Regions from separate parts of the Homo sapiens genome. Here region 1 is linked to region 2. Evidence: chromatin loops called from intact Hi-C (ENCODE). Cell type or tissue: CD4-positive, alpha-beta T cell. All regions are shown on one strand. Links, peaks and the distances in the headings refer to the core of each region. The heading gives the core; the rest is flanking DNA. Region 1 overlaps ST6GALNAC1 (ST6 N-acetylgalactosaminide alpha-2,6-sialyltransferase 1). Region 2 holds the start of AANAT (aralkylamine N-acetyltransferase).

Region 1 (16,744 bases), core at 4,996-12,995, 160 kb after region 2:
TGTGGGAGCCCACCGTGGGGGGGCTTGGGCATGGTGGGCTGCAGGTCCTGAGCCCTGCCCCATGGGGAGGTGGCTGAGGCCTGGCAAGAATTCAAGCGTGGTGCGGGCAGGCCGGCAGTGCTGGGGGACCTGGTGCTGCCTCCTCCCCTGCTGGCCTGGGTGCTAAGATGCTCACTCCCTGGGGCCAGCGCCGGCCAGCCGCTCTGAGTGTGGGGCCTGCTGAGCCGGCGCCCATCCAGCACTCCCGCTGGCCCACGAGGGCCATGCGCGGCCCTGGTTCCTGCCCGTGCCTCTCCCTCCACACCTCCCTGCAAGCAGAGGGAGCCGGCTCCGGCCTCGGCCAGCCCAGAGAGGGGCTCCCACAGTGCAGTGGCGGGCTGAAGGGCTTCTCAAGTGTGGCCAGAGTGGGCACTGAGGCCAAGGAGGCACTGAGAGCAAGTGAGGGCTGCCAGCACGCTGTCACCTCTCACTGTGGAGACAAGATCGGTGAACAGGTGGTAACGGAATATGAATGGAAAACCCTGGAGGCGTTTGGGCTTCAGCTCTAGGGCCAGGAGCTGCCTGGCTGTGGTTTTAATACCTGACTTCCAAATGTGACGTTTTCCTGGAGGAACACAGCTCTGTTTACTATGATGGAATTCAGCATAGCTGTTGTAGGGGAAGAAAAAGCATTTTTTTTCTTCACCTCTCATAAGTTGTTAGCTGATCTGGCCTCCTGGAATAAAAAGACAGATTAACAAGAGAAAGACAAGGCCTGGCGTGGTGGCTCACACCTGTAATTCCAGCATTTTGGGAGGCCAAGGCGGGCGGATCACTTGAGGTCAGGAGTTCGAGACTGGCCTGGCCAACATGGTGAAACCCCATCTCTACTAAAAATACAAAAATTAGCCAGATGTGGTGGCACGCGCCTGTAATTCCAGCTACACGGGAGGCTGAGGCAGGTGGATCGCTTGAACCCAGGAGGTGGAGGTTGCAGTGAGCCAAGATTATACCATTGCACTCCAGCCTGGGCAACAGAGCAAGACTCTGTCTCAAAAGACAAAATTAGCTATATGAAAAAAAAAGACTCTGTCTCAAAAAAAACACAAACGAAAAAAACAAGAGAAAGAGCGAGACCCTGTCTCAAACAGCAATGACAACAACATCCCAAAAAATAAGAGAGAGGTTTGTCAACATGCACATTTCCTGTGCACGTGGGAGACGCCCAGGGAGTGCCTGGTTCTCGAAGTGGCTTTGAATCGCAGCTCGTGTTGCATCTTCCACAGAGAACAGTACCTCTTTTTTTTTTTTTTTTTTTTTTTGAGACCGAGTCTCTCTCTGTTGGCCAGGCTGGAGTGCAATGGCACGATCTCGGCTCACTGCAACCTCCACCTCCCTGGTTCACGCGATTCTCCTGCCTCAGCCTCCTGAGTAGCTGGGATTACAAGCGCCCACCACAATGCCCGGCTAATTTTTGTGCTTTTAGTAGAGATGGGGTTTCGCCATGTTGGTCAGGCTGCTCTCGAACTCCTGACCTCGTGATCTGCCCGCCTCAGCCTCCCAAAGTGCTGGGATTACAGGTGTGAGCCACTGCGCCCGGCTAGAGAACAGTACATCTTTAGAGAAGTCACCAGGGGAGAGGACTTTGGGTGTTGAGGGGCAGTCCCTTGGGGAAGGCACGGAGCTGGCAGGTGCAGGCTGGTTGGGGAAGCCTGTTCCTGTGGGTGCCTCTGGAGCCGGCTCCAGGCCCACAAGGGCGCAAAGATGTCTTCAGTGGTTCAGCTTTGCTCTCTGTGGTAGAAAGGGGAGTAGGATGGCTTCTGTCTCTGTAAATTGATGTCCTGCTTTTATTATTATTATTATTGAGACAGAGTCTTGCTTTGTCACCCAGGCTGGAGTGCAGTGGCACGATCTCGGCTCACTGCAACCTCTGCCCCCCGGGTTCAAGCAATTCTGCTTCAGCCTCCTGAATAGCTGGGATTACAGGCAACCACCACCACGCCCGGCTAATTTTTGTATTTTTAGTAGAGATGGGGTTTCACCATGTTGGCCAGGCTGGTCTCGGACTCCTGACCTCGGGTGATCTGCCCACCTCGGCCTCCCTAAGTGCTGGGATTACAGGTGTGAGCCACCACGCTGGGCCTTGTCTTGCTTTTAGGCAAACAGGGTGGGCAGAGCTTTCTGGACCTGCCGCTTCAGAACTGCCCTGAGCTCAACAAGCCTGTGTATTTTGGAGTGGCATCCTCTGGCCTCCCACACTGTATTTCTTGGGGAACCTCAGCCTCTAGGTGCCTTTGCCACAGTCATAGGCCATGGTCTGCACAGTGTTTGGGAGGAGAATGGGAGAGACCTGGATGGAGTCTTGGCTTGTGGCAGTTCTCTCCAGTGATGCGGTCAAACCCATCTGATAAAGACCATGGGGGACACGTCCATATGTCCACAAATTAGGTTTATTAGCTTATTCTAGCAGGGGAGTTACTGGCTCCCATTCAAGGCACTGTGGGCCACCTCCCCATGCAAAAGAAGGGACATGTGGTTATAGGATTTGGGGAAGGATGGAATGGGGGTAAAATGTAAATGAAGCAGTTCTTTGATAGGTTTAAAACAAATATAGTGAGAGCCTGTCTCTACAAAAAGTTTTTAAAAATTATCAGGTGTGGTGACATGCACCTGTGATCACAGTTGCTCGGGAGGCTGAGGTGAGAGGGTCACCTGAGCCCAAGAGGTCAAGGCTGCAGTGAGCTGCGATCACGCCACTGCACTCCAGCCTGGGCAACAGAGCAAGACTCTGTCTCAAAAAAAAAAAAAAGAAAGAAAAAAAATTTGCTGGATGAATAACTTCAGACTGGAGTTGAAGGCCTGGCCCTCAAAATTGACTCAAGGTCCTGTCTGTTTGACATAGTTAAGAAAAATGTAGAATGTTGTGCTCATTCTGGTTATCTGAAGCTCTGCACCTGGGTTGGGATTGGGGCTGTTTCTCTGGGTCAAGGGACCCGCATGCTGCTGAGGCAAGACTGGGATGTTCCATCTTCCAGGCAAGAGTGGCTTGTTCCATTCTCACTGATGTGACTTCAAACAGCAAACTTGTCATGGCCTTTGATTTTAGCAGCCAAGGTTTCCCCGTTCTATGTCCTTAATGTTAATGAACAGAGCCACATTTTTATGTGTTCACAGATGAAAAGCAGGTCAGACAATAAGCAGGTGGTTTCATCAGGCTATCAGTATGGGGTATCAGGCTATTATTATTCCCTCTAGACTTCTATTTCTTCTTATGTTTGTAGAGAAGAAGCAGATACAGCTAGGAGGGCTGAGGAGAATGCGGGTGTGGGGGCAGGCTGGCATGACATGAATTTGCCAACTTGTCTGTCATGTTTCAGAGAGATTCTTTAATCTTCCCCTTTATTGTACAAACCATCTGGAGGACAGAAAAAACAATTTATCAATAGGAAAGATAATTCGTGGTAAATGTGTATGTAATTTTAGGTTGATCTTGAACTGTATTGAAAGCTATAAATTTTTTGGCTGGGCACAATGGCTCATGTTTGTAATCCCAGCACTTTGGGAGGTTGAGATGGGTGGATCACTTGAGCCCAGGAGTTCAAGACCAGCCTGGGCAACATAGTGAAACTCCATCTCTACTAAAAAATACAAAAAAATTAGCCGGGCGTGGTGGCAGGCGCATGTAGTCCCAGCTACTCGGGAGGCTGAGGCAGGAGAATCGCTTGAGCCCAGGAGGTGGAGGTTGCAGTGAGCTGAGATCGCGCCACTGCACTCCAGCCTGGGCAACAGAGCGAGACTCCATATCAAAAAAAAAAAAAATTAGCTGGGCCTGGTGGTGTGCGCCTGTAGTCCCAGCTACTCAGGAGGCTGAGATGGGAGGATCGCTTGAACCTAGGAGGTGGAGGTTGCAGTGCGCTGAGATCACGCCACTGCACTCCAGACTGGATGACAGAGTGAGACCCTGCCTCAAAAGAAAAAGATTTTCTTTCTTATGTATGTGTGTATGTATTTATTTATATCAGTGTGGACTCCTAGATTACCATTTGTTGAATGTGTTGAAATTCATTACCATCATTACCAATTTTCATTCTCAAATCATCTTGTATTGAGCCAGTGGGAGCGTCTTCAGGCTGGCTTCTGTGTTCTTTTGATGTGTTCCATTCTTTAAGCACGTCCTTACTTTCTAGAACAATAAAATGTTCCAGGTTCATTTTGTACCTTCCCTACCCCAGCCCTGGAATCAGCCATTTCTCTCTAAGAAGTCCTGGTTGCTTATAGTGAAGAATGCTATCTAGGAACCCAAGATTACGTGTACTCACTGTTAGCGGAGTTTCGTTGCTTCTAGACTCTATTCACTGACGGATCTAGGGAATGTATGTATACGTGTGTGCATGTTTATAGGCAGATTCCCACCCATAGAATTCTTTCTTTAGATCTAAAACCACAAGTTCATACTGATACCTTGAATTCTAGTCCAACACCAGAGGGTTCATTGTTCATTATAGACTTGCCTCTTTCCATAATTGTAACTTTTTTTGACAATGAGAAACAGGAGTCCCATTTTCCTTAACATATTTTCTTAATTGTTGAAACCTGTAATTCATTGAAAGTGGCTTCAGAATGATAAAGCAGTGTGAAAAACAAACCTACCCACCAACTAGAGTTCAATGTTTGTTATCCTTTTTGTCTTTATTCTGAGGATATATAATTGAAATATTGTTTTGCCCATTCTGTGGGGTTATAAATTAGATTTTAATAATGTTAGTTTTTTTTTTTTTTTTTTTTTTTTAGGCAGAGTCTCACTCTGTCGCCAGGCTGGAGTGCAATGGCGCAATCTTGCTCATGGCAACCTCTGCCTCTCAAGTTCAAGCGATTCTCCTGCCTCAGCTTCCCAAGTAGCTGGGATTACAGGCATGCACCGCCACACCCGGCTAATTTTTGTATTTTTAGTAGTGACAGGGTTTCACCATGTTGGCCAGGCTGGTCTCGAACTCCTGACCTCAGGTGATCCGCCTGCCTCGGCCTCCCAAAGTGCTGGGATTACAGGCATGAGTCACTGTGCCCGGCCTTTTTAAAAATTTTTTATACAGAGTCTTGCTCTGTCACCCAGGCTGGAGTGCAATGGTGCGATCTTGGCTCATTGCAACCTCTGCCCCTCGGGTTCAAGCAATTCTTCTGCCTCAGCCTCATGAGTAGCTGGGATTACAGGCACGTGCCACCATGCCCAGCTAATTTTGTATTTTTAGTGGAGACGGGGTTTCTTTGTGTTGGTCAGGCTGGTCTTGAACTCTCGACCTCAGGTGATCTGCCTGCCTCGGTCTCCCAAAGTGCTGGGATTACAGGTGTGAGCCACCGCACCCAGCCTTATTGTTAGGTTTATTTGTTTCTCTTTGTATTCAATTTTAGTATTTTTCCCCATCCTGTTGATTTCATTATTTTTTGGGTATGTAAAGTGCAAAGGCAAAACTGCAAAAAGGTATACTGGGAGTAGTGCCACTGCCTCTGCTGACCCTTATTCAATCTCTTATCCCTTCCGCCCTATTCCTATTTAGCCCCCTTAGGTAACCAATCTCATTAGGTTTTGGTAAATCTTTTCTTTGTGTTCCTTTTTTTTTTTTGAGATGAAGTCTTGCTCTGTCACCCAGGCTGAAATGCAGTGGCACGATCTTGGCTCACTGCAACCTCCGTCTCCCAGGTTCAAGTGATTCTCCTCCCTCAGCCTCCTGAATAGCTGGGACTACAGGCGTGTGCCACCATGCCCAGCTATTTTTTTTAATTTTTATTTTGTATTTTTTGTAGAGATCCTCATCTTCTTTGCCATGTTGGTCAAGCTGGTCTTGAACTCCTAACCCCAAGTGATCCACCCGCCTCGGCCTCCCAAAGTACTGGGATTACAGGCATGAGCCACCATGCCTGGTCGCATATTTCTTATTCTATCTTGTACAAGGCATAAGTACTGTTGAATTAAATTTGTCCTAAGGCTGCCTCTGTAGATAGAGAACTGTAACCTAACTTGGTTTGTAAACAAACTACAACCTAAAGCTGAGAGAATATTCTTGTAACAAATAGCCAAGTCTTGGTCAATCTTAGCAGCTGGGCTTTCAACCAGTCACAGACTGTAAACTGTTCAGATTTGTCCAAAGAAGACAAAAGTGGAGCCGTAACCAATCCAGCTGTTTCTTTTCTTCTCTTTTCTTTCTTTCTTTCTTTCTTTTTTTTTTTTTTTGAGATGGAGTCTCACTCTGTCACCAGGCTGGAGTGCAGTGGCACGATCTGGGCTCACTGCAACCTCCGCCTTTTGGGTTCAAGCAATTCTCCTGCCTCAGCCTCCCGAGTAGCTGGGACTACAGGTGCACGCCACCACGCCCAGCTAATTTTTGTACTTTTAGTAGGGATGGGGTTTCACCATGCTGGCCAGAATGGTCTCGATCTCTTGACCTGGTAATCTGCCTGCCTTGGCCTCCCAAAGTGCTGGGATTACAGGCATAAGCCACCGCACCCGGGCTTCTTTTTATTTTTGAGATGGAGTTTCGCTCTGTCACCAGGCTAGAGTGCAGTGGCATGATCTCGGCTCAGTGCAACCTGTGCCTCCCAGGTTCAAGCAATGCTCCTGCCTCAGCCTCCCAAGTAGCTGGAATTACAGGCGCCCACCACCACACCCGGCTAATTTTTGTATTTTTAGTAGAGGTGGGGTTTCATCATTTGGCCAGGCTAGTCTCGAACTCCTGACCTCAGGTGATCCGCCCGCCTCGGCTTCCCAAAGTGTTGGCATTACAGGCGTGAGCCATCACACCTGGCCCAATCCAGCTGTTTCTGTACATCACTTCCCTTTTCTGTCTATAAGTACTGCCTACCCAGGTTGCTGGGTAGAGCTCTCTGAACCTTTACTGGTTCAGGGTGCTGCCTGATTCATTGTTTCTTTGCTCAAAAAACCTTCTAAATTTAATTTGTTTAAAGTCTTTCTTTTCTTTTTTTTTTTTTTTGTTGTTTTTGTTTTTGTTTAATAGAGACCAGGGTCTTGTTATGTTGCCCAGGCTGGTCTTGAAATCCTGGCCTCTAGTGATCCTCCTGCCTCAGCCTCCCAAAGTCCTGGGATTACAGGTGTGAGCCACTGCGCCTGGCCTGCATTTCTCACTATGAGTCAAACTGAACATTTTTTTCACATGTCTAAGAATCATTTTTACATCTTTTTTGGGGAGTTGCTGTTCATATATATATATATATTTTTGCCTATTTTTCTATTAGGTTTTTGGTCTATTTTCCTCAAAGTCCTTTACTATATATATATATATTAACCATTTATCTGTGATATATGTGGCAAATATTTTCTCCCACTTTTTAATTTGTCTTTTGACCTCCTGGTGATTTTTTTCACCATGCAACATTTTATTATTATTATTATTATTTTGAGACAGAGTCTCACCCTGTTACCAGGCTGGAGTGCAGTGGCGTGATCTTGGCTCACTGCAACCTCGGCTTCCCGGGTTCAAGTAATTCTTCTGCCTCAGCTTCCTGAGTAGCTGGGACTACAGGTGCACGCCACCATGCCCAGCTAATTTTTGTATTTTTAGTAGAGATGGGGTTTCGCCATGTTGGCCAGAATGGTCTCAATCTCTTGACCTCATGATCGGCCCACCTTGGCCTCCCAAAGTGCTGGGATTATAGGCGTGAGCCACCGCGCCTGGCCCATTTTATTAATTTTATGTAGTAAAATTTACCAGTCTGGTATTGCCTTTGGATTGTGAGTCCTAGTTAGAAATCTTTTTCTTACGTTCTAGTCAAAGAGCTACTCACCCATGAATTCTTAGAACTCTTGTCATTTCTTTTTTTTTTTTTTTGAGACAGTCTTGCTCTATCGCCCAGGCTGGAGTGCAATGTCGCGATCTCTGCTCACTGCAACCTCTGCCTCCTGGGTTCAAGCGATTCTCCTGCCTCAGCCTCCAGAGTAGCTGGGATTACAGGCATGCGCCACCAGGCCTGGCTAATTTTTTGTATTTTTATTAAAGATAGCATTTCACCATATTGGCCAGGCTGGTCTTGAACTCCCGACCTTGTGATCCGCCTGCCTCGGCCTCTGTCATTTCATTTTTTTACATTTAGATCTCTGAACCATCTGGAATTTAATTGTTGATGGGAGTTACAGACCTAGTTTGATTTCTTTCTAAATGACCACCTGGCTGTCTGAGCACCATTAATCACAATGCTTGGGTCTATTTCTGGACCTTCTGTTCCATTTCACTGGTCTGTCTATTCCTGCTTCAGTACCACACTGTTTTAATTATAGAGACTTTATAGTATGTCTGAATATTTGGTAGAGGTAGACCTCTCTCATAGCTTTTCTTTCGCAGGTATTCCTAGCTCTTCTTACATTTTTATCCTTCCGTATGAATGTGTGTATCAGTTTAGGCTCTAGAAAAAATGTTTTGGCATTTTACTAGAATCGCACTAAGTTTATTAATTAACTTGAGGAGAACTGACATATTTATGATATTGAGTCATCTTTTCCAAGAACAAAAGATGACTTGGCTTATTTGGGTCTACTTCTGTGTCTTTCAGGAGTGTTAATGTTTTCCTCATACAGACTTTGTTGCTCTTGTAAATGGGTTTTCTCTACATTACATCCTCTACTTGATTATCATTTATGTTTATGACAGTTACTGATTTCCGTATGCCAATCTTATATCCTGCTAACTTACTATAATATGTAGCCTATTTATCACAGTTTTCCTCTTCTTTTCCAATCCTTATGCCTCTAATTGACCTATCTTTTCTAATTCTATTGGCTTATACTAGCAGAGTGATCTAACCCATCAGTATATTCTACTTTGGACTCGAGTAACACTCGGTGAGGCTCAGTCGTTAAGTTTAGGTAGCCTGAGTTTAAATTTGAGGAGGCCAATATGGGAGTAAGGGGGCTCTCTGCCCATGGCTACTCATTTTCTCTCCTGCTCTGACCTGATGTGATGTCCACCCTGTCAAAGTCGTTGTGACTAGAGCTTTGTGGGGGAAAAGCATTTATTGCTTTTTATTGCTGAAGTAAGGAGCCTGGGGTGCCGCGGAGGACAGGGCGCCGCGAGCAGGGCGCCGAGCTGCCGCCACCTGCCGCCCGGAGCTGGCACTGCACCCTTTTAGTGCAAAGCAAATCCCTGTCCCATTGGTCCCCTCCTTCCCTAACCATGAAATCTAAAGCGAAGCTCCCCTCTCTCCCTTCCACTCTCCTACCGAGGGTCCTTTATTCTATTTATTTATTTATTTGTTTATTTATTTATTATTTTTATTTTTGTTATTTTTTTGAGACGGAGTCTTGCTCTGTCGCCCAGGCTGGAGTGCAGTGGTGTAATCTTGGCTCACTGCAACTCTGCCCCCCAGGTTCAAGTGATTCTCCTGTCTCAGCCTCCCAAGTAGCTGGGATTACAGGCGCCCGCCACCACGCCCGGCTTACTTTTGTATTTTTAGTAGAGACGGGGTTTCACCATGTTGGCCAGGCTGGTCTAGATCTCCTGTCCTCAAGTGATCTGCCTGCCTTGGCCTCCCAAAGTGCTGGGATTACAGGCCACCGTGCCTGGCCACTTTATTCTGTTTAGAGTTGTTAGGGTTGTTCCAGGCTCCAGAGTCCAAATCCTGCAGATAGAGCTCAAAGGGTAAGGTGAACTGAAATGTCTTTGGCTTAGCTCAATTCTCGTCATGGGGGTTTGAAAAAGAAAGCAGGTTAATGGGGAGAATAGAAGAATGAAAGGGACCATGTGCAAAACTGGTCCCTATCCATGGAGTAACAACTAGTTGCATCTTCACTGTAGAAAATTTATTTGCCTTTCCATGGACAACAATCATTTGTATTATTATCAGTTTTCTACAACACGTAGAGTTGTCAAATAGCTTAAAGACAAGGACAAGTATAGACCCTTCTAGAATCAGATAACTCCTAGAAAGGTCTTCTAGACAATCTGTAGTGAAGTTAAGTAATACCTTCAAGATTTCACAACTGTAAACTCGATCTGGAATTCAAACCAGATCTATATGTTTCTGTAAATCCAGGCTCTTTTTTCTGTATCAAGAAGCTTTTGGACTGGAAGAGTGTTTTTCAGCAGGAATTGTGGTATTGGCCACCCATCACCCCATTTAATTAAAAATCCCTGGCCTCAGGACCTACAGCAATGTACTGAAGAACTTCAGAACCTCAATTAGCCATTTGCCATCTTGAGAGAGTCTTGTCCATGGTTCAAGTGTTCCCTTGGAACTCCTGAAGGGCTTGGAGCTTAGTCTGAGCCATGGGAAATGGCCAAAGAGTCTCAAGATTCCCACTGTATCCTGTGCCTTGGAGCAGGCAAGGAGACCATGGCAGCCCTGGCCCCGGTCAGTTCTTGGCTTTGGCAGTTCCGGGACCAGGACGCTGGTACAGCCGGATTATCCCTTCATCGTGTAGCCGCTTCCAGACTTCTCTCTCCAGCTTGAAGTCATGGTTTATGTAAAAGATCAGCCGCTTCCATGATGTATCATAGTAGTGATCAGAAAAGCGCTCATGGCCCTCAGTGATGAAGCCATAAGCACTCACCTACATCACGGTTGGAGGAGAAACACGGCCTGTAGTTGCTGTTGCCCAGGCTTCTTCTCATGGCTAATTCTGTGTTGAGGGGTGGGGGTTCTTTTCCCTGGCTCCGTCCCTAGGGGTCTGGGTGCAGGTCCCTGGATACGCACGCATAACTGCATGCACCCATACTCATGCCCACCCTCTTTCCCAGCAGATGTGGGCACCCAGCCCATGCACTGTCCTATGCTGAACAGGCCCAGGAATAGCCCAGGAGCTGTTTCTCCAGGTATTTCTGCAGCTGCAGTGGAGCCTTACCTGGTCACAGAGCTGAAGGGCAGTGAGCAGCAGGAGGGCCCCAGTGGTGGGGCGGTATATCCTCCAGTGGGCACCATCCAGGGTCTTAGACCTCAGAAACCTGTGAAATGCCCCAAACCCCCAACTGTCAGGAGGCTGCAAGGATAACAGGGACCTGGGCTACGTGTCACGTGCTTTCTGCTCTAACCTGTTCTTCATGTATCGGAGAAAGTCTGGGTGCAGCAACAGGTACCTGTCCATGTGCAGGGCTTCCCGAAAAGCTTCCTGGGGTCTGTGCCTGTGGTTAGGAAGGGGTCATTCAGACTCAGCTCCCTTACCTGGTCTGGGGTGGGCCAAGTCAGGGTCATGAGCATGACTGGTATCCCATCTCCAGGTGATAGCTAAGGCTGTCCCCACCTGTCCAACCCTTTAGAGCCACTCATGACATGGCTCAGCCTGGGATAAGGGGATGGCAGGAGGACAGTGGGTACCTGAACCAGAAAAGGTTTTTTGACATCACCGTCTGATTCATAAGCAGTGCTTCCAGCCACTCATAGTCCCGGGTGCCTTCCAGGAAGTGCAAGTAGCGGACGTCCTGAGGACCAAGGACAGGGAGTGGTCCAAAAGTACTGCCTTCAGGACCACCACCGAGGGTGGCCCAGCTCTGACTCCGACTGCCCACTTGCTCTGCTCTGGACTGGTCTGACTGTCCTCCCCACTCCTGCCCTTATAGGAGGGGAGCCTGTACCAACCACAGACTCCATCCGGATGAAAGCCTCTCCTCTCCCTTCTCACCTCCTGTGCTCCCTCATCCAGAGTCTGGGTGTGGCCAGGCTCCTTCCTCTTTGCTCACCTTCCCAAGAGGCACGTTCTTGAAACCCCGATTGCCCAATATAAGGAGTGACTGGGTCAGGGAGAAGGCGGTAAAGCCGTAGAAGGATGTCCGAGTCCCCACATCCTGTTCGTAGCCTTTAATGAGAGCTCCGCTCAATCTGTGCAGAAAGACACAATCAGACGGGACAGGTGAGCAGAGGAGGGAGATTTGTGTAGGTGGATGGGGAAAGGAAGGAGAAATGGGGGAGGCAGCAGTTATGTGCGGAAATTCTCTCGAGAGCCCAGGAATTCCACCTTCCAGATGCAGGCGTGGAACATCCTATGGGTCTCTCAGAAGAGTCCATGTCTGCAGAAGAGGGGCAAGAGAGGGGCTGGAGGGGGGCTGGAGGGGGCAGGAGAGGGGCTGGAGAGGGAGCTTGGGTGGGGACAGCTTACCGGAACACGTAGTCGTGACTGTCTATCTCCTGGCCCATGTGGGAGTTGTTCAGGATGCCCCCGTTGCCCACCACGGCACAGGTGATGCACCGGAGGCTCCCAGCGGGGAGGCTGGCCAGGAGCAGCTGCTGCTGGGGCACTGGAGGGAAGCGTGTCACGACCTTCTGCACCACTGGAACAAGAGTGGGGGTGCTCCATTCAGAGCCCTGGGAGGGACAGGAGTCCGACCCATCATTCCTCCCAGGTCTGGCAAACCCCAGGGAAGAGGCAGACCAGAAAGCCAGCTGCCCTCTGCCCTCTGCCCCGGCCTACTGCGCACCCACACCTTCCCCTGGGTTAAGGACTCACAGGAGTAGTTGAGCTCCATGAAGCCAAAGGGTGGTGCAAAGTGTTCCAGGCGGTCCCACTCACTCTGGTTGAAGTGTCTGGAGTCCAGGAAGAGAGTGAGGTTGGGCAGAAAGAGTTTCTGGAGCCACAGCGACTTGGAGGCTTTGATCTTCACAGAGTCAGGGCAAGTCTATATACAGGAGGACGAAGTCAGGAAGGGAGAGACCCAGAAAGGCCATCGGCCAGGGGCTGCACCACTGCAGCAAGGGCTGGGGCTCGCAGTTTGGAAGGCGCGGCCTCTGCTACCTCTTCCATTCTGTTCTCAGGGTCTGCTTACCCTCCCCTTCCCATTGTCTGGGCTCATTGTGGTCCTGAGGGTTCTGGGAAATGGGTGTTCTCGGCCATCGAGGCAAATGCACCTAGGCCGGGTGTGGTGGCTCACGCCTGTAATCCTAGCACTTTGGGAGGCCGAGGCGGGTGGATCACAAGGTCAGGAGATCGAGACCATCCTGGCTAACACGGTGAAACCCCGTCTCTACTAAAAATACAAAAAATTAGCCGGGCGTGGTGGCGGGCGCCTGTAGTTCCAGCTACTCGGGAGGCTGAGGCAGGAGAATGGCGTGAACCCGGGAAGCGGAGCTTGCAGTGAGCCGAGATTGCGCCACTGCACTCCAGCCTGGGCGACAGAGCGAGAGTCCATCTCAAAAAAAAAAAAAAAAAAAAATGCAAATGCACCTTTGTAAGTGTGAGAGGGGCCGCATCCTGGGAATGTGGCATGTGTCCAGTGTGCTGTCAGGGCCATGCTTCCAGTCATATGTGTGTAAATGTGTGCATTTTATGGGCCTTCTCCCTCCCTCCCTCCCTCCCTCCCTCCCTCCTTCCTTCCTTCCTTCCTTCCGTCTTTCCTTCCTTCCTTCCGACAGGGTCTCACTCTGTTGCCCAGGCGGGAGTGCAGTGGTGCCATCATAGCTCACTTTAACCTCAAGTGATCCTCCCGCCTCAGCCTCCTGAGTAGCTGGGACTACAGGCATATGCCACTATACCCAGCAACATACACATTTTGGACACTGCCCCTCTGCAAGGACAGGTGAGAAGGACCATGTGGGTGGGTGTGGTTCAGTCAGACTGTTTCCTTAGGGTTGGGAGAGAGCGAAGGCTGTGGAATTGACTTTGCAGGGAAGACAAGGCATTCCTGGAGGACAGAGCTGGGCATGAGGTTGGGGTGTCCTTGTCTGTGAGTCCCTCCCCTGCAGCCCCCGCGAGAGGATGGGGATTCAGGGGCCAAGCCCCAGAGTAGATCACACTCTGTCACCCCAGATGGATGACCTCCAGGCCTCAGGAGCTCCAGGGCAGGCCCCATCTCACTCACCCCTCTTACGCTGTCCACACCAGGGGTCCGGGGCCTGCCTGCTCCTCCTCCCCCATTGTGGCCATCATTGGAAAGACAAGTGGGGCAGAGTCTTGTAGGGCTGAGCTCTGCCTCATAATGAGCTTGGGGCAGGACAAGACAAAGTCTAGAAGCAGAGCCCAGGAGGTGAGGAGAGGGTGGGCTGGGCTTCCTCTCAGGAGGGGCTTCAGAGCTGGGAGCCAGAGGGAAGGCGTGGTGGCAAAAACTCACCGTCTGAAGGCCTCCTATTTCGAAGCTGTATTTTTCCTCAAAATCCCACCGAGGCTCAGATTTGAAGTTGGCGGCCTTCAGTCTTTGGTTTCTCTGCGTCGTGGGGCTCTGGAAAGGGGCAGGGGGTGGGGTGGCCTGAGGTTTCTTCTCCTTAGGTGGGATGACTGCTGTGGTCACTCCTTTCTGTCTCGTCCTTGTTGACACTGCTCCTGTGGGAGCCAGCATTCTGTGCTGACTTTTGGGAATGAGCGTCTTGGCTGTGGTTGCCGCTTTGCCCTGGTGCTTCTCTGACACCGTCCTGGAGGCCGTCAGCTTCCTGGTCTGGCCCCCATTTCCTTGGGTCGTCTTTGTGTCCTGGCTCTTCCATGATTGTGCCTCTGTCCTGCCAGAGGCCATCCCTGCATCTTGCCCTCTGGGTGACAGTGTGTTCACCATGGTTTTCTCTTTTTCTGGGCTCTTCCATGCTGCCCTCTGTGCTGTGTGGGGCACCTTGTCCTGCTCCTCCGGCGGTGCCTGGTTGGCCTCCTTTCCTCTGTCTCCGGTGGTGTGGGCCTTGGGCTGGGTTTGTGTGTTGAGGGCATTGTTCTCTGGCACTGGCTCTGCATAGATGGTTGTCCTCCTTGCCCTTGTGGGTGCCTGGGACTTAGGCTTTGCCAGGGACTGTAGAGACCTTTCTTTAATGTTCTCTGTGCGTTGATGCCTAGGGACAGAGATAACCTTTGATGAAGGCTGAAGATTGTGGAAACAGGTCAGAAGCATAAGTAGTTTTTTGTTTTTTTTTTTTTTTTTGAGACACAGTCTTGCTCTGTCACCCAGGCTGGAGTGCAGTGGTACGATTTCAGCTCACTGCAACCTCCATCTCCTGGGTTCAAGTCATTCTCCTGCCCCACCCCCCTGAGTAGCTGAGATTACAGGCACCCGCCACCATGCCTGGCTAATTTTTGTATTTTTAGTAGAGATGGGGGTTTCACCATGCTGGCCAGGCTGGTCTTGAACTCCTGACCTGCCCAGTGATCCACCTGCCTCGGCCTCCCAAAGTGTTGGGATGACACGTGTGAGCCACCGTGCCTGGCCAGAAAATAGATTCAAACAAAAGCGGAATAGAATTTGAGATATGTACATAGGACATACAGGAGAGCATCTCATCCGACAAACGTTTACTAAATGTCTATTCTGTGCAGTGTGCTGTGCAGGCACTGGGAATACAAATTGGAATAAGACACAGACCTTGGACCTATGTGATACACGATTATTGTTATTCGAGGCAGGAAACAAAGGTCTTTGATCACTGGAGAAAGGCAGGGCCGGCCAAGGCAATATGGGAAGCAGGCTGATTACCTATGCAAGCCCTTCCTCCATTAAGGCCTCCTAGCCTGAGCTGCAGCTGACCCTGGGTGGTATTTCCAGCCTTTCTCAGCCTCAAAGCAACACATTTATTCAGGGTCTCCAGCGGGGGCACTCTCTATTCTGACCTTGAAACTGAAGCCTAAACTTCCCAAGGGTGTTAGGAAAGGGCTGACAGCTGACAGTTCTTCCTCCTTACCTCCCAGGGATCCTTCCTCCTTGAAACCCTTCTTTTTTTTTTTTTTTTTGAGACGGAGTCTGGCTCTGTCACCCAAGCTGGAGTGCAGTGGCGCGATCTTGGCTCACTGCACCCTCCATCTCCCTGGTTCAAGCAATTCCCCTGCCTCAGCCTTCCGAGTAGCTGGGATTACAGCGCATGCCACCACGCCTGGCTCTTTTTTTTTTTTGTATTTTTAGTAGAGATGGGGTTTCACCATGTTGGCCAGAATGGTCTTGATCTCTTGATCTCGTGATCTGCCCACCTTGGCCTCCCAAGGTGCTGGGATTTTACAGGCGTGAGCCACCGCGCCCAATTTTTTTTTTTTTTTTTTCTTTAAGAGACAGAGTCTTGCTCTGTCGCCCAGGTTGGAGTGCAGTGGCACAATCACAGCTCACTACAGCCTCAAACTCCTGGGCTCAAGCGATCCTGTGGCCTCAGCCTCTCGAGTAGCTGGGACTACAGGCATGCACCACCATGCCCAGCTAATCTCTGTGTGTGTGTGTGTGTGTGTGTGTGTGTGTGCACGCGTGCGCGAGCACTTGTGTGTGTTTAGAGACTGGATCTCACTCTGTTACCCAGGCTGGTCTCAAATTCCTCACCTCAAGTGATCCTCCACCCTTGGCCTCCCAGAATGTTGGTATTAAAGGCGTGAGCCACCGCGTCTGGCCTAAACACACACATTTTTAACTGGACTTGCATAGAAAATGCCTCTGCCTTTGTTATATGACTCAAAGAAGTAGCTTGGATGAGAGATATTTCTAACCAGAAAGGAGAGATGGGCCTCAGGACAGGGTTGGACTGAGATATGGAGCATCCCGAAAAGGCTAATGGGCTTCAAACCCTAATTCTTTCTGTATTTTTCATTTTCAACTAAGAAAAAGAAAAGGAAAAATTTATTATAAGAATAGAAAGTGTTTCAAGGAACCCAAGAGCAGGAAGTAGTTGAGCCTCTGGGGGGGCTTGGAACCAGGAATCGCTCTCTAAGGCTTTGTCTCTATCTCACCTCTCCCTCTGAATCAGCTTTCTTCTACTCTTTCTGTCTCTGCAGACAGGCCTCCTCTGCTCTCCAACCCACAGGCTGGTGGAAGATGGCCACCCCATAACACCTGTACTGGGGACTGTGGACTCCCTTTTCTCCCAATTTTTCACTCTAGCAGAAGACTGT
Region 2 (13,474 bases), core at 5,475-13,474:
AGTGTTGGGATTACAGGCATAAGCCACCGCACCCGGCCTCAAATCTGCTTTTGTTGTCAAAAAATCAAGTGAGTTTTGCATTGTACTCCAGAGTATGCCTATGTTTGTTGTTTTAATGTAAAAACTAATGCCCTTTCCTCCCTAATCATTGAGTAATATCGGCACTCCTGGAAGACGTGTTGTGTTTATTCTGCGGCTTCTTGTAATAATGGCTAATAATAGCTATCACTTATTGAGCTGTAACTTCATGCCAGATACTCTACTAAGTGCTTTACATAGATTATCAGGATACTGCCAGGTTGGAGGTAAGACTCCTTGATTTTACATGCTGATCTCTCCCTCACTAGACTAAACCCTTAAGCATGTGGACCATGTTGTATTTGTGTGTGTAACCCTGGTGCCTAGGACAGTACCTGGCATAGGGATGGAGCTCAATAATGTGTCGTATTAGGCTAGGCCCATACAGTGGCTCACGCCTGTAATCCCAGCATTTTGGGAGGCCAAGGTGGGTGGATCACCTGAGGTCAGGAGCTTGAGACCTGGCCAACATGGCAAAACCATATCTCTACTAAATATACAAAAATTAGCCAGGCTTGGTGGCGGGCGCCTGAAATCCCAGCTACTCAGGAGGCTGAGGCTGGAGAATCACTTGAACCCGGGAGGCGGAGGCTGCAGTGAGCTGAGATTGTGCCACTGCACTTCAGCCTGGGAGATAGAGCAAGACTCCGTCTTGAAAAAGAAAAAAAGAAAATTATCATGTTAGCGGATATCAAAGGCCTGAGAACCTGTACCTCCATTCTGTCAGTTTCCTATCCTTTTTCCAACAACCAAAAGTTGAAGAAGCTGGGACAGAGCTGCCCTCTTTGGCTGCTCCAAATCCTTTCAAGTGCCCCCAGTTTCAACTGCATCTGAGCTGCTTTAGAGAATGAGACTCAGTAAATTCCTACCCATCCGATGGTGTCTTTTATGGACCTCACTCAGACCCAAGATGCTCTGGATAAGGTTTGAGGCTTGACTCCTTCCCAGACCCTGAGCCCCCAGCCACGGTCTCCATACACTCAGGCTGGCTAGCAGGGTAAGTGTGGATGGAAGCCGCTGCTTAGTTTTTATTTTTGTCATTGTTGAGGTGTAGGAAGGAGGAAAAAAACTTGATTCCCTAATGAAGAAACCCTCTCTTATCATGGCCCCATCTCCCAGCCTTTCGTGGGGAATAGAGCTATTTCTTGGGAGGATTTCACTTATTTATAAATGTGCTTCCAGAAACTGAGCTGGTCTGGCCTCTCCCCTTGCTAAGTGGGGTGGGTGGTGTGCAGGAGGCGGCAGAGCCAGCAGCAGAGTGAACTGGTCTCAGGGAAGCAGGCCCTGTCTCGTCCCTATCTTAACCAGCCACTGGAGCACCTCTCTGGACCCACAAAGTATGCTCAGGCCCAACACTGCCCTCTGCGGGAGCCTGCTTGGCCTCTCCATTGCTGTGCAAGCGATTTCAGCCTGGCCCAAAGAGCTCCTTCCACCCTGGAGCAGGTGTTTGGGAAGGCTAGGGTGCCTTAGGCACTGGGGACTTCAGCTGGGGGGTGGGGTGGGAGGTGAGCTGCCTTGGGAAACCCCCCACACCCTCATGTGGCTGGCTGAAGAAATGCCTCCGAGGCTCCAGCTGAATGCCGCTCAAGGCTTTTGGAGTTAAAACGGCCCTTCTCATTCCTGGAGCCTCACCTGCTCCTTGCACAGGTGCCCTGGGAAAACTGTGGGACTTGCCCAAGGTCACTCTGCAGTACAGTCAGGATCAGGACCCAGCCCAGCTGGCCCTTGGCCATTCTGACTCCTGCTGTGAGGGTGGGTTGCAATCCACTGGGCAAAACACTTTATGCTGGGGCAACAGTGAAAAGTTTGAGCAATAGTGACAGCATAGGATCACCAGGTTCGTCCTGTTTCCCTCCTTCCTGAAGATACAGGGTGAGGCACAGTGAATCTGCTGGACCAGCTTCAAGAACAATATGTCAGCCTATCCACTGCCACCTCCCACAGCTCCAGACTCGTGGGTGCTTCCTGGATGTGACCAGCCATAGGTACAAAGTAGACTCATCATCTTTTCCTCAAATAGTTTCTTCTCCCAGAGTTCTCATCCTGATGGATGGCAGTATCACTTACCTGGGTACTGAGCTGGCCACCTGAGGGTCAGCCCTCACTCTTAAGCTCTACATGCAATCAAAGCCTGGGTCTTGGCCCCTCACTGCCTTTTCACACCCTTCCTGTCCAGAGCTGCCCCACCAGGGGGGCAGATCCATGGAGATGTGGGGAGGTGGGAGGTACAGTGGCTGAGAGTGAGCTTCCGGAGTCACAGGGACCTGGGTTTGAAGCTTGTGCTGCTGCTGGTCACTATGTGACCTTGGGCAAGTTATTTTACTCTCTAAGCCTCAGTTTCCTTTCTGTAAGGTGGGAATAATAATAATACCTACTTCATAGGACTGTGGAGACTGTAACTGACCAACTGAATATAACGTGCTTTGCCCAGTGAGTGCATGATGGCAGGCCTGATAACATTAGCTTTTCTTAGGAATTCATTTCCATCTCTTGCCTAGACCTCGGCTGTAGGCCCCTCACCAGGCCCCAGGCCGTCTAATCTGTCTGCTGCCTTGTTCCCAGGGTGACTGAAAATGCAAGCACGGTCATTGGACTCTTGGCTTTATATCTTTCTGTGGCTCCCCAGGGTCCACCCAAGAAGGTGCATGTGGCCTTTCATAAACTGATCTGATCCTTCCAACCCCCCTTCCCCCTCTGCATCCAGCATGGAGTGCTCTGTGCTCCAGCCTCAGTCACCTACTTCAGGAAATTTTTTTTTTTTTTTTTTTTTTTTTTTTTTTTTTTTGAGACAGAGTCTCTCTCTGTTGCTCAGGCTGGAGTGTCCTGGCAGGACCTCGACTCACTGCAACCTCCGCATCCCGGGTTCAAGACATTCTTGTGCCTCAGCCTTCTGAGTAGCTGGGATTACAAATGCCCCACCACCACACCTGGGTAATTTTTTTGTATTTTTAGTAGAGATGGGGTTTTGCCATGTTGGCCAGGCTGGTCTCAAACTCCTGACCTCAGGTGATCCACCTGCCTCGGCCTCCCAAAGTGCTGGGATTACAGGCATGAGCCACCAAGCTTGGCCTGTTTTTTATTTTTTTATTAAAAAAAATAATAGAGAGAAGGTCTCACTATATTGGCCGGACTGGTCTTGAACTCCTTGGGCTCAAGCGATCCTCCTGCCTTGGCCTCCCAAAGTGCCAGGATTATAGGCATGAGCCACCGTGCCCAGCCTCTTTTGGCTTTTTAAAATGTGGCTACTAGAACATTTAAAATCACATGTGGGGCTCACACAATCTTACTATTGGGCAGTTTGGCTCCATTACTTGGGGAGCCGTAGGTCCCTTCTTTGTCCAGGAGGTGGCAATCCCTCCCTGCCTTGGATGCTTCCATTCCAGAATGGTCTGGAAGGTTCCTGAGGTAAGTGCCTATCTAATACGGCGATATTGAGCCCCAAATAAGGCAGGGTCCCACTCAGCCCTGCCTTTGAGTCACCCACCTCAACGGAAGACTCTGGGCCGGGCGTGGTGGCTCATGCCTATAATCCCAGCAATTTGGGAGGCTGAGGGGGGCAGATTGTTTGAGGTCAGGAGTTTGAGACTGGCCTGGCCAACATGGTGAAACCCCGTCTCTACTAAAAATACAAAAAATAGCCAGGCGTGGTGGCATGTGCCTGTAATCCCAGCTACTCAGGAGGCTGAGGCAGGAGAATTGCTTGAACCCGGGAGGCGGGGGTTTCAGTGAGCCGAAATCGCGCCACTGCACTCCAGCCTGGGCGACAGAGTGAGATTCCATCTTAAAAAAAAAACAAAAACAAAAACAAAAAAACAGAAGACTGTGCCTCTAGCTGATAGGCACCTGCTCTGTGGGTGGCACGATGCCACATTCTCAACCCAGCCTCTGTTTTCCAGGAGTGCATAAGCCTCTTGGGGGGACAGGTGTGTAGTGGATGCTGTGGTGCACCTCCCCATCACATCCCTCTCCAAACACTGCCCTTGGCTAAAAGAAGATGCCTCCCCCAACCACTGACTGTCTGTAAGGGGCACAAAGCCTGGCCAACATGGTGAAACCCCGTCTCTATTAAAAATGCAAAATTTGCTGGGTATGGTGGTGGGCACCTGTAATCCCAGCTACTTGGGAGGCTGAGGCAGGAGAATTACTTGAACCTGGGAAGTGGAGGTTGGTGAACTGAGATTGTGCCACTGCACTCCAGCCTGGGTGACAGAGTGAGCCTCCACCAAAAAAAAAAAAAAAAAAAAAAAAAGGAAGGAAGGAAGGAAGAAATCAATCAATCAATCAATCAGTCAGTGGTGGGTGCAACATCTCAGGTGTCTGAGAGGTACAGGGATGGAGTAAGTGTAAGGACTGGGGGGCTGGATGGCTGTTGGGGCAGTCAGTGCAGAGGAGAAAGGCAGTCAGAGGCTGGGGGTGAAGAATCACTGCTTGAAGGCAAAGTGGAAAAGCCAGAGGGCCTCCTTGGCAGCATGTAAAGAAACTCGCCTCCTGAAGTTAAGGAACAGAGAGAAGTCAGCATGGCAGAGCCTGAGAGCAGGTTGAATTCCCAACCTTAATGAGTCAGCGATACAGAGGAGGCCCCTGGGGAGAAGCGGGAGCCATCCAGGGACAGAGGTTAGTGCCCCTCCTTCCTTGGGGACAATGCCTCTTCCTTAGGAGACATGTACTACCCCCTTCCCAACCCTGAGTATATACTGCACCTCCTCTTCTTGCACTGGGCCAGTAACTAGGGCTAAATCGCAACCTCACCTACTGGTGAAGTGCTGGGTCGGCTAAGGGAGGAAGGAGGCTCTGTCCTGAAGGAGCTGCAGGTCCCAGCCAGAGCCAGGAGAGTGGGGACTGGAATCAGAGGATGCTGGCTGGGCCAAGGGGATCAGAGCATAAAGTTGGATAAGGAACGTGTGTTGGTATGGGAGCTCTTTTCCCTGTTACAGAATTTATCACCCTGGCAAGGACCCTGGTACTTGGAAGCTTGGAGAAAGTGATTCAGGGCTCTTACCCGCAGTGGGCAGGACTGCTGACGGCTCCCAGCTGGATTTTCCTGCAACTGCCCTCAATGAAGCAAGCTGTTCCACCCAAGGTTGATGCAGGACAAAGAGGTGGGTCCAGAAGGGCTTCCCAAGTCTGAAGCTCCTCGGGGGATGCGCCAAGGCCTCGGTTACAGCTGCACCATCACGGCTCAGCTTCCACTGTCCAGCCCTCTGCCCTGCTCCATGGTAGGGGTCGCTCATGAGACCTCTCCCCAATAAACTTGCCGCACACAGTTCTCCATCTCTCATCCCCCGGGGAGCCTGCCACGTGGTAGTACTCAGGCTGGAAAGGTAAAGACGATAACGCGAGATGTGCTCAGTGCCAGGTCTGTGGGGCAGACCTTTAGTGCAGGGGAGGAGTTGAGAGAGAAAGTGACCATCGAAACCACCAAAAAAATGCAGCCATTGCACAAGAGCCTGAAGAGAGGGCTATGCTTCCTGCACGCCGGGCCTCTCAACTGCTCTGCATGGAAAACCGGTATCTCAGAGGCATCGTCAAGGTGTCCCTGGGACATGGCCATGGGGCCCACTCCTTGGTCTGCCCCAAATGGGCTCCCTTCAGTCTGGGTGTGAAACTGGGCAGCTGACACACGGAGGGGAGGGGGTGTGTCTCCATGCGGGAAGCTCCCAGATTCCAGGTCCAGGGCTTCTGCACTGGGCCCGGTGGGGATGCTCACTGCCCCTGCACCAGGCTCTCCGGGGGTATCAGCAGCTGCAGCAGGCTCGGTGCCCGGGATGGGGTGGGGGCCGTGGGGAGGTTTTCTCCAACCCCCGGCCGTGGCAGCGAGTCAGTGTGCCTTTAATCAACGGCCTCTGCACTCCACCTCTCACTGTCACCATTAAGGCCATTCCTCTGCATCTGGCCTCTCCACCCATTTCTCCCTTCTGGAAGGATTCCTTTTTTTTTTTTTTTTGAGATACAGTCTTGCTCTGTGGCCCAAGTTGGAGTGCAGTGGTGCAATCTTGGCTCACTGCAACCTCTGCCTCCTGGGTTCCAGCAATTCTCCTGCCTCAGCCTCCCGAGTAGCTGGGATTACAGGCACCCACCACCACGCCCAGATCATTTTTGTATTTTTAGTAGAGACGGGGTTTCACCATGTTAGCCAGACTGCTATTGAACTCCTGACCTCGAGCTATCCACCCACCTCAGCCTCCTAAAGTGCTGGGATTACAGGTGTGAGCCACCGTGCCCGGCCTTTTCTGGAAGGATTCTTAAAGGTCATCGGAGCCTCCCTGTTGGCAGAATCTGAGATCTGTTCTCCATTCTTTGTGGCATTTCAGGCTCTATCTGCCCCATTTCTTGGACATTCTCCCCTGGGTTCTTCCCTTCTTGTGGCTTCACCTGTGTTCCTGTTAATAACTCCTTTCCCTGCTAACAGTGGACATCCCAAAAGCTTGGTTCTCAGCTTTCGTGTGGTGATACACATCCTCTCAGAACCTTTTTTACTGTCATGATATCAGTTATCCGCTCAATAACTGTCGTCATCATCCTCACCACATCTGATTAGGAGTGGGATGGGGGCTCTGATGGGTCAGAGGTGAGGCTCTACCAGGGCAGGTGGGGAGTTAGGTAGCATGGTCCCTGGCAGTTCTCTGTGTGCCCTGGACAACCCCTCTCCAAACTGCTATAGAATATTCTGGAGTCCTGCCTGGGTGCGGTGGCTCACGCCTGTAATCCCAACACTTTAGGAGGCTGAGGCAGGTGGATCACCTGAGTTCAGGAGTTTGAGACCAGCCTGACCAATATGGCGAAAGCCCATCTCTAGGAAAAATAAAAAAAATTAGCCAGGCATGGTGGTGTGCGCCCGTAATCCCAGCTACTTGGGAGGCTAAGGCAGGAGAATTGCTTGAACCTGGGAGGCGGAGGTTGCAGTGAGCCGAGATTGTGCCATTGCACTCCAGCCTGGGCCACAGAGCAAGACTCTGTCTTAAAAAAAAAAAAAAAAAGAATATTCTGGAGTCTTGAAGTGGAAGCCCAGTCACAGACCATGATTTTCATGGGACCGAAGAGCCTTTTGGGAGAAAACTGAACCCCATCTGGCATTTGAAATGTGTAAATCTGTCTGGGAGATCGAAAGAGGCCAGGCTGGGTGGAGAGACAGGGGGACCCCTGAGGGGAGCCATCATGGGTGAGGCAGGGTGGCATGGTACACACTGGGCAGGGAGTCGCGGTGGGTGAGTTGTGGATACAGGACTTTCAAGGGAGCTGCTGCTGGAGGGAGAGGCTGGGAACAAAGAGCCTCGGCCTCCCAAAGTGCTGGGATTACAGGCATGAGCCACGACGTCAAGCCATTTCTGTGGTTTACAGTCATCCAGTTTGTGTATCATCTGTTACAGCACCCCTGGGAAACATACAGATGCCAGCTTCTCCCTGTCTGTATCTATATATTTTTTTTTTTTGAGATAGCAGTTTCACTCTTTTTGCCCAGGCTGGAGTACAATGGCACGATCTTGGCTCACTGCAACCTCTGCTTCCTGGGTTCAAGCAATTCTCCTGCCTCAGCCTCCCAAGTGGCTGGGATTACAAGCGCCCACCACCACACCTGGCTGATTTTTTGTATTTTTAGTAGAGACGGAGTTTCACCATATTGGCCAGGCTGGTCTCGAACTCTTGACCTCAGGTGATCCACCCGCCTCAGCCTCCCAAAGTGCTGGGATTACAGGCATGAGCCACCGTGCCCGGCCTTGCCCATCAGGTTAGGTGTTTATCAGCTGTCTAGAGTGACTGAACAGGTACGACTTGGGGGGCAAAGGACACATTCTCCCCCCCATCCCCAAGATCCACCTGAGAGGCAGTCACCAGAGGCGTTGCCAGCACTCTTAACTGCAATAGCAGGACAAGACTGGGCATCTGATAAACAGTGCAATCGGTGTCCCTGGCGTGAGGATGATCTCGGAGGTGCTTCTTTTTTAGAGCCCACCTGAGGTCAGGATTTTTTTTTTTTTTTTTGAGACAACATCTTGCTCAGTTACCCAGGCTGGAGTGCAGTGGCTCATCACTGCAGCCTGAACCACCTAGGCTCAAGTGATCTTCCCACCTCAGCCTCCCAAGTAGCTGGGGCTACAGGTGTGTGCCACCATGCTTGGCTGATTTTTAAATTTTTTGTAGAGACAGGGGTCTTGCTATGTTGCCCAGGCTGGTCTCAAACTCCTGGGCTCAAGTGATCCTCCTGCCTTGGCCTCCCAAAGTGCTGGGATTACAGGTGTGAGCCACTATGCCCAGCCCCAGGGATCTCCTTCTCTCTGTACCCATCACCCTGTTGGGCCCCTCACCCTCCTTATTTTCCTTCTCATTGGTGGTGGTATGTGGTTTTCTTCCTGTTGACCAGGACAAAGGTCCCAGCGATCACCCTGCCCTCCCCTGTCTCCTCTCCTGTCCCACAAGGGTTTGAACTTCCCAGTTTCACCATGTTTAACATACCGCCTCATCTTTAAAAAAAATTTATTTTTATTTGTATTTTTTTGAGACAGGGTCTCGCTCTGTCGCCCAGGCTGGAGTGCAGTGGCGAGTCACTACAGCCTCGACCTCTCCGGCTCAAGCCATCCTCCCGTCTCTGTCTCCCAAAGTGCTGGGATTACAGCGGTGAGCCACTGTGCCTGGCTTACTGCCTCATCTTGTTCCCTGAGGTTCTAGACCTCTAGGGTGTTGTCCGGAAAGAACAGGGCCATGTGGAAGTCAGCAAAGAGAGAGGCCGATTGAACAGCAGGCTCTTCTCAGGCATCGCCAAGTGACTGATTAGGATTGGCCACCAGGGGGTGCCATGGAGCCACAGTCTATGAAGGGACAGAAGAGGCCTTTTGGGGGACCCTGGAGGTTGAAGGTGGGGATGCCCAGCTGAGGTCTTGGACATGACCACCCCACCAACCAAGCCCAAGGAGGTCTCTGGTCGGTCCTGAGAGGTCTGTTGAGGGTCCCTTCTAGCAGGCAGGTGGGCCTCAGAGTGCAGAGGGGCCCTGGGAGAAGGGGACCCAGAGACAGGAGGAATGCATGTGGTGGGTGGGCGGGGGCATCGGGACGGGGTCACTCCACGGTCAGGGGCTGTGTCCCAAACCGTATGGGTAGGAACAGGAGCTTCCTCTGCGGGGGGGTCGAAAGAGTGCACCTGTGAGGACACTGAAAACCAGCAGGAGAATCATGAAGACAGGAAACAGGAGTCTCATTGTGAGATGAGTGGGTCCCACCAGTGCAGCCGTGGCAGTGCATGTCAGGAGGCTGACCCGGCTTTGCCCCTCCCCCTTCACTTGTTGGATGGCTCTGAGCAGGTTACTGAACCTGTCTGTGCCTCGGTTTCCTTCTCTATAACGTGGTTAATACTCATTTGGCCGGGCTTCCGTGTGGATTAAAGGAGACGCGTATCCAGGGCCCGGCACATAGCAAGTGCTGTAAGCAGTGGCACTCACAGGCTGCCAGGACAGGAAGGACCCTCAGAGGTCCGTCCCAAGCTGTGTGGGTAGGAGCAGAAGCTTCCTCTGCAGGGGGTCAAAAGAGTGCACCTGTGAAATCCAACCTCCAGGACCCCCAGGAGCCCGAGATGGACACAGGATCTGCACTGCTGGGTGGGGCGGAGAGGCAGGTGCTGGCGAGAGAAGAGCTAAGGGGTGCAGGATGGGGTGTGAGCTGGAGGGCAGGGGGTAGTCAGAGCCAACAGGGAGAGGGGCCTGCATCCCGAGGGAATGCCAGCACCAAGTGCCAAGGCCTGGGCAGCCCTGGGAATGGGTGGAGCCAAGGTCAATAGCAGAGAGCTTTGTAGTTGAGATGTTTGGTAGGGCAACCTCCTGAATATTTAAATATTTAATTAAATTAAATATTTAAATAAACTTGAAGTAGAACGTACTTAAAGTGCACAAATTGGTAGCTTGAATTCCCACCCCCTCCCCCCACATAAGAGGTGGGCTTGTCCAAGACTCCGAGGGACAGAGGGAGAATCGCTGGTGCCCAGCCAGTCGGTGACAGAGCAGGGATTAGAGATGGACCCCTGAGGCTTAGCCCCACGCTCTCTTCCCCAAACCCTGGGGCCTCAGTCAGCCTCTGGTAATCCCTTCTGTGCCCAGGGCACCAGAGCTGACGTTTCCCTTCAGCAAGGCAGGGGCCGAGGCTGCCAGAGCCCTGCTGGCGTCATCCTGCCTGGGATAGCTCGAGAGGTGGGGTGGGGGGATTACAAACCTCTAACAGCACCACAGGCTGCCCGGGGAACATCTGCTACTACAGCCTTGCAGCCCGGAGTCCCGGATTTTACTGGTTCCCGTGCCTGCGGACAGGCCCCCAGGGCTAGCGGCTTTGTGGAGGGAACACTGGGTATCCTCTCCACAGTCCAGGTAGGTGGGACCCCCACTCCTGGCTCTCAGCCTTTAGGAACAGGAGCTTCTCTACTTGGAGCTTCTAGACATGGAGGGAAACATGGAAGCCATGGAGTTTATTAAGTGTCTTGGAAGGTGGAGGGAGGGATGGCCTCCTCTAAGAACTGCAAATCTGCAGGGTGTCTTGGGAGACAAGAGTGCCCAGAGGGGAATGTCTGATGAGCTGGATGTGTGGGGCAGGGGGTGTCCTATGCACTCTCCTTGCCTGCTCCTCCCCATTCCCCAGGCCCTCTGCAGCCCCCGGCTCCCTCTAACCTCCCCACCCCCCACCACAAATCCTGCATGTGTGTGGCCCAGTCTGAGGCCATCTGGATAGAAGTAGAGGCTCCCTAAGGGCCCACTTTGATTAAGGGGCTCTCTAGGACCAAGGGCTGAGGCTACCTAAAAAGCTCTCTGCCACAGGATCTTGCACCCAAAGGACCAGAAGCCTCCCTCTGGGGAGGTAAGATAAACCACATGAATGGTGGTGTGGGGGAACCGGGCGCCCACCCACTGCACAGTTGCATTAGACGTGGTCAGTGGAGGGTCACGAGTCCTGCCTCCCCTCCCACCGTGGGCAGCAGGGTTGGGGTGCCCCAGGCTCCACTGAGCCCTGCTCATCCCTGCCACCATCTCTGGGGCTCAGAAGCACCCAGACGGCACCCTGAGACCAATGTCTGCAGGTCTGCAAGGTGGCAAACCTCCAGGGATCCTTCTGGCTGAGAGGGAAAGGTGGGGAGACAGTGCCAATGTTTGCAATGCCTGGTAACAGCCTCGGGGACCAGGTACCTGGGGAATGTGCCCATTGATTTAGGGGCTGTCTCCACCCCAGTTCCTGCTACAAAAGAGGCCAGATACATACTCTGGGGCCTGCCTCCCTGGAGATGAGGATGAGACCCCTGTCCCTTGCTGTTCTCCAACAGGTGCTGGGAGGCCCTCCTTGGCTTAGGAGGACACTTCCAAAGCTGGGGCGCCCCAAGGAGGCACCAGTGGCCAGAATGTCCACGCAGAGCACCCACCCCCTGAAACCTGAGGCCCCACGTCTGCCACCTGGGATCCCCGAGTCCCCGAGCTGTCAGCGGCGCCACACACTCCCTGCCAGTGAGTTTCGCTGCCTCACCCCGGAGGACGCTGTCAGCGCCTTTGAGATCGAGCGTGAAGGTGAGTGGCCCCGCACAGGGTCAGAGGGATGCTCCACTCTGGTCCAGTTATCCTGTGGGGAGGAGACCCTTAGTCTCCTGTCCTTGGAGGCTGGGTCCCAGAGTATCAGACCATGTGTGCGCTCAAGAAAGTGGGGGAAACAGCAGCCCTAACCCCCATTTTCCTGTGGGGAACGGGGCATCTGAGTGGACACTCGGGGTGCAGCAGACAGTGGACGCGAGGCACAGCGACTACCAGTCACCCACCTGAGCCTCCTGCCACAGCCTTCATCTCCGTCTTGGGCGTCTGCCCCCTGTACCTGGATGAGATCCGGCACTTCCTGACCCTATGTCCAGAGCTGTCCCTGGGCTGGTTCGAGGAGGGCTGCCTTGTGGCCTTCATCATCGGCTCGCTCTGGGACAAGGAGAGACTCATGCAGGTGAGGACAGGGCTGCGACGCCCAGCTCCAGGGAGGCCTCTGAAGACAGAGGTCAGCCAGATGGCGGGGAGGGGAGCCCAGGGGCTGGGATTTCTTCCTCCAGAACTGGAGAGATGAGTACAGGCCACAGGCCCCTCCCAGAGCAAGACCTTCTGGGTCTTCAAGTTTTCTCCATGGGGTTGGGGGTATGGCTCCCAATTTGGGGCCCTCCTTTGCTGGGGTGGGTGCCCTGACCACAGGCACCCAGGGGACACCTGCTCCCTGCCTGGGTTGGTGGTTGGGGGGGAGCACGTGTCAGCAGAAGTGACCTGGGATCTCATCCCTTGCTCGCTCCCAGGAGTCACTGACGCTGCACAGGTCTGGGGGCCACATAGCCCACCTGCATGTGCTGGCCGTGCACCGCGCCTTCCGGCAGCAGGGCAGGGGCCCCATCCTGCTGTGGCGCTACCTGCACCACCTGGGCAGCCAGCCGGCCGTGCGCCGGGCCGCGCTCATGTGCGAGGACGCGCTGGTACCCTTCTATGAGAGGTTCAGCTTCCACGCCGTGGGCCCCTGCGCCATCACCGTGGGCTCCCTCACCTTCATGGAGCTCCACTGCTCCCTGCGGGGCCACCCCTTCCTGCGCAGGAACAGCGGCTGCTGAACTGGGCTGCCCACCTGGCTGCCAACATGATCCCCGTCTCTGCCCTGGGCTCCTCTTAGCTCAGCTGAGCATGGAGACAGCAGTTTCCAGAGAGTGGAGAGAGCAGGGCTAAATAAAGAGGAGATAAGGTGGCTTCTCACGGCCTGAGCTGGAGTGGTGTGTCTTGTCTGTCCCCACGAGGCCTCTGGACCTCCTGTGTTCTGAACTCTGTACCTGAGACCGGGCTGGGTTGGTAAGCGGGGACAATGGGAGGTGCTGTGGGGTTCCTGGCTCCTTTCCTCCTGGCAGGTGGGCAAAGGCACCAAGGCGGCATCCTCACAGTAGCCCATTGCTCGGTGGGGGGGGGGGGTGTCCTTATTCTCCCCAGCCTCATGGATGCCGCTTCCCACCCTTAGCCCCTAGGGTGGGGGAGAGTGGGGAGCAGCAGGATGGGGCAGAGGCGGGAGGCCTGTGCTGTAGAGGCAGCTTGGGGCAGGGAAGCTGGTGCAGGGCCCTCTGCCCATGGTAATCAAGTGGTCATACCCGGTGCCTCACTGGCCATCCTCAGTGTGGTGGGTGAGGCACTGGCACAGGGAGTGGACTCGTCCCCGGGTGGGGTGACAGGTCCCCTCAGTGCCATCCCCATCAGGGCAGGCCACCCTGGGCCCAGGCAGCCCCTTCCCTGCTCTGGAGCCAAGGCAGAACAGGTAGGGGTGGGAACCCCAGGGCCCTAAGGATTCAACCCAGCCCTCCCAAGTGGACCCCTGGGGTCTCCCACGTGACCCCAATCTGCTTTCTGGCCCAACTAATTCCCCAAGATGCTCCACA

Evidence for each region. Peaks named below come from ENCODE experiments on the same cell type or tissue, not always from the same donor. Only the 100,000 strongest peaks of a DNase experiment are listed, where the experiment ranks them.
Region 1: a loop joins it to region 2, with 11 times the contacts of the local background. A loop is called at or near these places in 12 of 110 quality-filtered maps.

The regions. Positions count from the first base shown.
Region 1 is chr17:76,614,997-76,631,740 of GRCh38, forward strand. ST6GALNAC1 (ST6 N-acetylgalactosaminide alpha-2,6-sialyltransferase 1) reads right to left here. Exons shown (of 9, transcript NM_018414.5): 2 at 14,016-14,715; 3 at 12,419-12,587; 4 at 12,071-12,242; 5 at 11,655-11,793; 6 at 11,293-11,396; 7 at 11,010-11,099; 8 at 10,823-10,922; 9 at 9,767-10,531. The coding sequence ends at 10,334. Among named protein-coding and RNA genes, the nearest start is that of ST6GALNAC1, 20 kb to the right of the region's middle. RefSeq lists an enhancer at 11,941-12,442. In CD4-positive, alpha-beta T cell, for the core only: CTCF peaks have their summits at 9,075 (motif pointing left) and 9,275; a DNase peak (open chromatin) is centred at 9,065.
Region 2 is chr17:76,457,304-76,470,777 of GRCh38, forward strand. It overlaps AANAT (aralkylamine N-acetyltransferase), which reads left to right and starts at 10,300. Exons shown (of 4, transcript NM_001088.3): 1 at 10,300-10,424; 2 at 11,369-11,606; 3 at 11,870-12,024; 4 at 12,362-12,814. The coding sequence starts at 11,444. The coding sequence ends at 12,667. RefSeq lists an enhancer at 1,316-1,395. In CD4-positive, alpha-beta T cell, for the core only: a CTCF peak has its summit at 8,864 (motif pointing right); a DNase peak (open chromatin) is centred at 8,868.